2 separate regions of the Homo sapiens genome follow, and region 1 is linked to region 2. Evidence: chromatin contacts called from ENCODE Hi-C or POLR2A ChIA-PET data. All regions are on one chromosome and are shown on one strand. The core of a region is the stretch at or near the end of the contact, and the rest is flanking DNA. Distances in the headings are between cores, read along the strand shown. Region 1 has its middle 93 kb from the start of CRLF3. Region 2 holds the start of NSRP1 (nuclear speckle splicing regulatory protein 1).

The links. Hi-C counts contacts between places; a loop is a spot of excess contacts on that map. ChIA-PET counts read pairs that join two places held with the same protein, here RNA polymerase II (POLR2A). Pooled maps may share reads with other maps.
Region 1: a pooled map shows a loop between it and region 2 (5-fold over the local background). The contact joins the enhancer-like site here to the promoter of NSRP1 in region 2. A Hi-C loop is called at or near these places in 1 of 168 maps with a recorded cell type or tissue (MCF 10A), 2 of 37 single-sample maps with no recorded cell type and 7 of 50 pooled maps. POLR2A ChIA-PET finds 5 or more read pairs at or near these places in 1 of 52 experiments (activated naive CD4-positive, alpha-beta T cell).

What each region holds. Positions count from the first base shown.
Region 1 is chr17:30,730,095-30,732,838 of GRCh38, forward strand. It overlaps the pseudogene SUZ12P1. Among named protein-coding and RNA genes, the nearest start is that of CRLF3, 93 kb to the right of the region's middle. RefSeq lists an enhancer at 1,505-2,125 and a silencer at 1,823-1,892. Within about 2 kb of position 1,373, at least 28 of the 41 ENCODE cell types and tissues checked have a DNase peak (open chromatin) inside an H3K27ac peak, as active enhancers do.
Region 2 is chr17:30,115,531-30,118,357 of GRCh38, forward strand. NSRP1 (nuclear speckle splicing regulatory protein 1) reads left to right here and starts at 1,286. Exons shown (of 7, transcript NM_032141.4): 1 at 1,286-1,333; 2 at 2,550-2,643. The coding sequence starts at 1,314. It overlaps MIR423 (microRNA 423), which reads left to right and starts at 1,549; the gene lies at 1,549-1,642. It overlaps MIR3184 (microRNA 3184), which reads right to left and starts at 1,630; the gene lies at 1,556-1,630. RefSeq lists enhancers at 797-1,996, 1,029-1,148, 1,169-1,268, 1,299-1,398 and silencers at 1,111-1,712, 1,649-1,718.

The DNA.
Region 1 (2,744 bases), core at 123-2,622, 610 kb after region 2:
ATTCATTCAACAAATAATTCAGTGCCGCGTGCCAGGCCTATTCTAAAAGTTGAGGATATGAAGACAACAATGGTGATGGCCTCAAGCAGTAATCCCAGCACTTTGGGATGTTGAGGCAGGAGGATCTCTTGAGGCCAGAAGTTCATGTTCAGCCTGGGCAACATAGCAAGACCTCATCTTTGCAAAATAAAATAAATTAGCTGGACGTGATGGCGCATACCTGTGGTCTCAGCTACTAGGGAGGCCGAGGCGGGAGGATCGCTTGAGCCTGGGAGGTGGAGGCTGCAGTGAGCCATGATTTCACCACTGCACTCCAGCCTGAGTGACAGAGCAAGACCCTATCTCTAAAAAAAAAAAGTAAAATTTGGGGATGCGGCCACCATGAGCAAAACAGTTCAATGATCCCTGCCCCATGAAGAGGACATTCTATACACCAGGTGAATAGTTCCATCTGAGCAATGGCCTGAAGGAGCCGGCCATGTGGACAGTGGGTTGGCAGAAGCTACAGGTGGAGGAAGCGACAGGTGCAAAGGCCCTGGGGCAAGGCCTGCTGTGGTCCAGGAATAGCAGGAGTGGCTGGAGCAGACATGGGGTCAGGGAGCTAACTGGGCCAATTACAAGGGTTTTGGTTTTCAGCAGGGAAATGGTAATGGGGGCTCTGATGAGAAATTCCAGGCTGGACATAAGAGATTTGAAAGTGCTGGCTCAATGATGGTACTGAGAGCCCAGGACAGCCTGAGATGGGACAGGCTGGGATGACAGCTGGATGTGACAGAGCAGGGGTTCCCATGCTGGAGGGCCCGCCTCAGAGAATGTGTGTTTCTGGCCAGCACAGTGGCTCACGCCTGTAATCCCAGCACTTTGGGAAGCCGAGGCAGGCGGATCACGAGGTCAGGAGATCGAGACCAGCCTGGCCAACATGGTGAAACCCTGTCTCTAATAAAAACACAAAAAAATTAGCCAGGCGTGGTGGCGAGCGCCTGTAATCCCAGCTACTCTGGAGGCTGAGGCAGGAGAATCGCTTGAACCCGGGAGGCGCAGGTTGTAGGGAGACGAAATCGCGCCACTGGCACTCCAGCCTGGGCGACAGAGGGAGGCTCCGTCTCAAAAAAAAAAAAAAAAAAAAAAAAAAGCAAGGCTCGCAAAACACCGGATTCCTTCTCAGCTTTCTGAGCTGAAAAGGTATAGATCCTCAAGAAGAGAAGAGTGTATGTAAGTACTTCTCAACCAGTTTACCTCTCTGACCGCTCTTACGGTGTTTGGGGGCAAAAAACTAAGGATCTAGACTCTCTAAACCGCTCGCTGGGTCCTTCTCTCCCCACAATGCACCGGGGCCAGCAGGAAGGCCGCTCCGACCCCTAATTTTCCCGCGAATTCAGTTCAAAGAGGCGGCCGGGCCCGCGATCGGCAGCGCGCACCGGCCAACCAAGCCGCGCCTCCGCGAGAAGCGCCTCCGCGTGACTGACGGGGGAATCCGCGGGCCAACGGGCTGGGCGGCCCGGCGGTGCGCGCTCCCGCCGGCCAATCAGAGCGCCGGGCGGGGGAAGTGGGCGGAGCGAGGCCTGGGTAGGGTGAGCGGCCTCCGAAGCGGAGCGGGGCTCTGAGGAGACACTTTTTCTTCCTCCCTCCTTCCCTCCTCTCCTCCTGCCTTCCCTTCCCCTTTCCTCCCCTCTCTCCTCCTTCTCCCCTCGGTCAGCCGGAGCCTGCTGGGGCGAGCGGTTGGTATTGCAGGCGCTTACTCTCCGGGGCCGCCCGGCGAGTAGCTGGCCGGGGAAGGAGGCAGGAACCGCGATGGCGCCTCAGAAGCACGGCGGTGGGGGAGGGGGCGGCTCGGGGCCCAGCGCGGGGTCCGGGGGAGGCGGCTTCGGGGGTTCGGCGGCGACGGCTTCGAGCGGCAAATCCGGCGGCGGGGGCTGTGGAGGCGGTGGCAGTTACTCGGCCTCCTCCTCCTCCGCGGCGTTACCGGTGAAGAAGTCGAAAATGGAGCACGTCCAGGCTGACCACGAGCTTTTCCTCCAGGCCTTTGAGAGTGAGTGCGTGCGAGGCTTTGAGGGCAGGAAGACCCACTCTGCCAACACCGGGGATGGGACACTCTGCTGGGCCCCCTTCCTCCTCGGGAGTCCACTTGTGTGGTAGTGGAGGGAGGAATTGAGGGGATGTCCCCCTTTCGGAGATTACGTCTCCAGGGGATCCGGAGTCCAGGGCCTTGGGAGAGCTGGAAAAGAGGGTCCGGGCGGGTTCTTGACTCCCCCAAGATTGACGCAAGAGGCTCGGGACTGGGGCCCCACGTTCAGAGCAGGCGGCTTTTAGATGAGGAGGTAGCAGTTGAACTGAGCCGCAGTCACATCCCGAGACTGGTTCTTGTTTTCTTTCATGCCTTTCGGACTCTAGAAATACAGGGGTTTCGGTTGTAGCTTTTGAGGGGCAAAATGAAGCCTGTGAAGGGATGAGTGCAGTGGAACCGAAGAAAGTGTCCTTAGTCTGAAATGCCTTCGCGCTAACTTGGTGCTGCAGGTTCCTATGGCACCTTTGGATGCTTAAAACCCTTCAAATCTATCCACCCATTTTGTGGATATGTAAACTGAGCCAGAGAGTGGTCAAGCATCTTCTCTGGAGACGACCCCAGAATTCTGCTTTTTCTACTCGGCTTACAGGACATTTTCTTGGGTCAATTTCTGTTTCTAAGGTCTGTCTGGTAGGTGAAACTGACTTATTTGGAAAGGAGAGCAAGGTGTCTGGAAATA
Region 2 (2,827 bases), core at 36-2,535:
TCTCAGTAATTGATCTCTTTGGCTGCTCTGAGACTAGCTGGGAATGAACCAAGAGTGAATGAGTGCACAGATGTGGGCAGAGTTTTCAAAAAGGTATCATATATGGGCCAGGCACGGTGGCTCACGCCTGTAATCCCAGCACTTTGGGAGGCTGAGGCGGGTGGGTCACATGAGGTCAGGAGTTTGAGACCAGCCTGGCCAACATGGTGAAACCCCGCCTCTACTAAAAAAATACAAAAATTAGCCAGGCATGGTGGCGGACGCCTGTAATCTCAGCTACTCAGGAGGCTGAGGCAGGAGAATCGCCTGAACCTGGGAGGCGGAGGTTGCAGTGAGCCAAGATTATGCCACTGCACTCCAGCCTGGGCGACAAGAGCGAGACTACGTCTCAAAAAAAAAAAAAAAAAAAAAAAAGTATCATATATGATCCTGATTCCTATACCCAATGGCCCGTGAACAGTATTATTAATAATTTTGGTCCTTGGGCCGGGCGCGGTGGCTCATGCCTGTAATCCCAGCAATTTGGGAGGCCGAGTCGGGCGGATCACCCGAGGTCGGGAGTTCGAGACCAGCCTGACCAACATGGAGAAACCCCGTCTCTACTAAAAATACAAACTTAGCCGGGCGTGGTGGCACATGCCTGTAATCCCAGCTACTCGGGAGGCTGAGGCAGGAGAATCGCTTGAACCCGGGAGGCGGAGGTTGAGGTAACCGAGTTCGCGCCTTTGCACTCTAGCCTGGGCAACAAGAGCGAAACTCCGTCTCAAAAAAAAAATTTTTTTTTTAATAATAATTTTGGTCCTATGTAAGGTATTATTAATACACAGATTTTCATTTTTCGCCTAATTATCCTGAACCAGTTAAAGTGAACACTTGGAAGGGGGTAGGGGGAATATCGATAGCCATGGCAGTGGTTTTCAAACTTTATCAGAATTACCCGCTGGTTAAAATTCAGATAACTCGCTTCACTCCAAAGTTTCTGATTCTGCAGGTTTGGGGTAGGGCCCGAGAATTTGTCATTTTAACAGTATCTCCGGTGTTGCTGATGCCGCTGGTCCCAGAACCACACACTGCGAACAACTGGCCTAGAACGTTGTCATTCCTTTCTCCTACAGATTTTGAGGCAGCCGGTGGGCTCCGAAACAAAACAGAGGTCACTGGATCCGATTCCCAGTACCATAGAAGTGACTCAAACCAGCGATTCAACCGACAAGCAGGATCCGGGCCACCCAAAGCCGCGCGAGAGTTTACGTGACGACATCGGCGTCAGCGTCACGGAGGCGTCGGCCACGTTCAGCGGACACGGGAGCAAGATGGCGATTCCGGGCAGGCAGTGAGTGATCCGGGAGTTAGGGTCAGGCTGGGGGATGAGAAACTACGGCGACTGTATCTTTGGCCGAGGAGTTTTAAATGCGCTGGAAGTGAAGGGACTGTGTCGTCAAGGGTAGAGACGGGAAAAAACGAGAAGTCCTGAGGAACATAGATTCCCCTCCCCCGTACATTTTCCCGGATGGAAGCCCGAAGTTTGAGGGAGAAACTTGTGAGGAAATAAAGGAAGTTAGGCTGAGGGGCAGAGAGCGAGACTTTTCTATTTTCCAAAAGCTCGGTCTGAGGCCCCTCAGTCTTGCTTCCTAACCCGCGCTTGAGTTTCTCCCCGCTTGGATGCTCTCAGGGGCAGTGTGAAGAGAGACAGTTCCTGGCTTCCTTAGAGGGCCTTGTTCTCCTTGGCAGAAGCTCAAGTCCTGATTCCCGCCCTTCCTTCTCGTTTTAGGAATATTGTTCTGAGAAGCCACAGAAAAAGGGTAGGCATATAGGAAATTGGGGTATACGTTGCCGCAAAAGAGACAAATACTGTACGTACTTGAAAGTTTTACCTTTGATGTGTAATCCTTACTTTTGATGCGGCCTCCCGTGATCTCCGCATCTTAAAGGCCAAAACGTGAGAAACTAAAGGAGTTGGATCTGATGGGATGGTTCTCTCAGATGCTCCGAGGCAAAGCACATGATCTTAATAAAGTGTAATGCGAACTTGCCCCATGGCTACTTGGGTTTCTCAGTTATCTTTTAAAAATTTTCGTGAGTTACACTATCCAGTCAGTTCTTAGAAACTGTGTAAGTACACAGTAGGAAAAAAAATCTAGCCATTTTCTTGACTGTTTAGACCACAAGGATAGTTGAAAGCATTTTAAAATCTTTAGTGGACATGAACTAAACTTTCCACTACACATGTTTTTTTTTTTTTTTTTTAAATGTTACTGTCACTTCGCCATCTTAAAACATTTCTGAACTTTTCATTTACTTCTCTTCTTTGATAAAAATGGTATTCGAGTTTGGCCCGTGTCCACAAATGATCACTTAGAGTAGTAATTATAGAATCTTACGGCATGTTAGAATTTTGAGATCACTGAGAAGCAAAAACAGTCTGTTACGTGTTCATAAAGCTTATGACATGTTTTGATTTGGTAGCTTCATGTGGAAGAGGTAGTAGATGTATTTGTTAACATTTAAACATAAAGGTTTAATTTCTATTTCAAAAAAAATATATGCAGGTATGGGCTTATTTTGCCAAAGAAAACACAGCAGTTGCACCCTGTTTTGCAAAAACCATCAGTGTTTGGGAATGATTCTGATGATGATGATGAGGTAAGGAAACCTATGTTTTACTCGTGCATGGTTGGAAATGTAAATTTTTTAAAAATTGAACTTGTGACTCTGATACCTTTGCCTTTGTTATTTGTCAGTACAGTGGAGTATAATTTACAGAATTGTCAAAAAGGAAGGTGTAAAGAAAGCAGCTCCACCGATTTTTTAAAGATTTTTTTCCCTC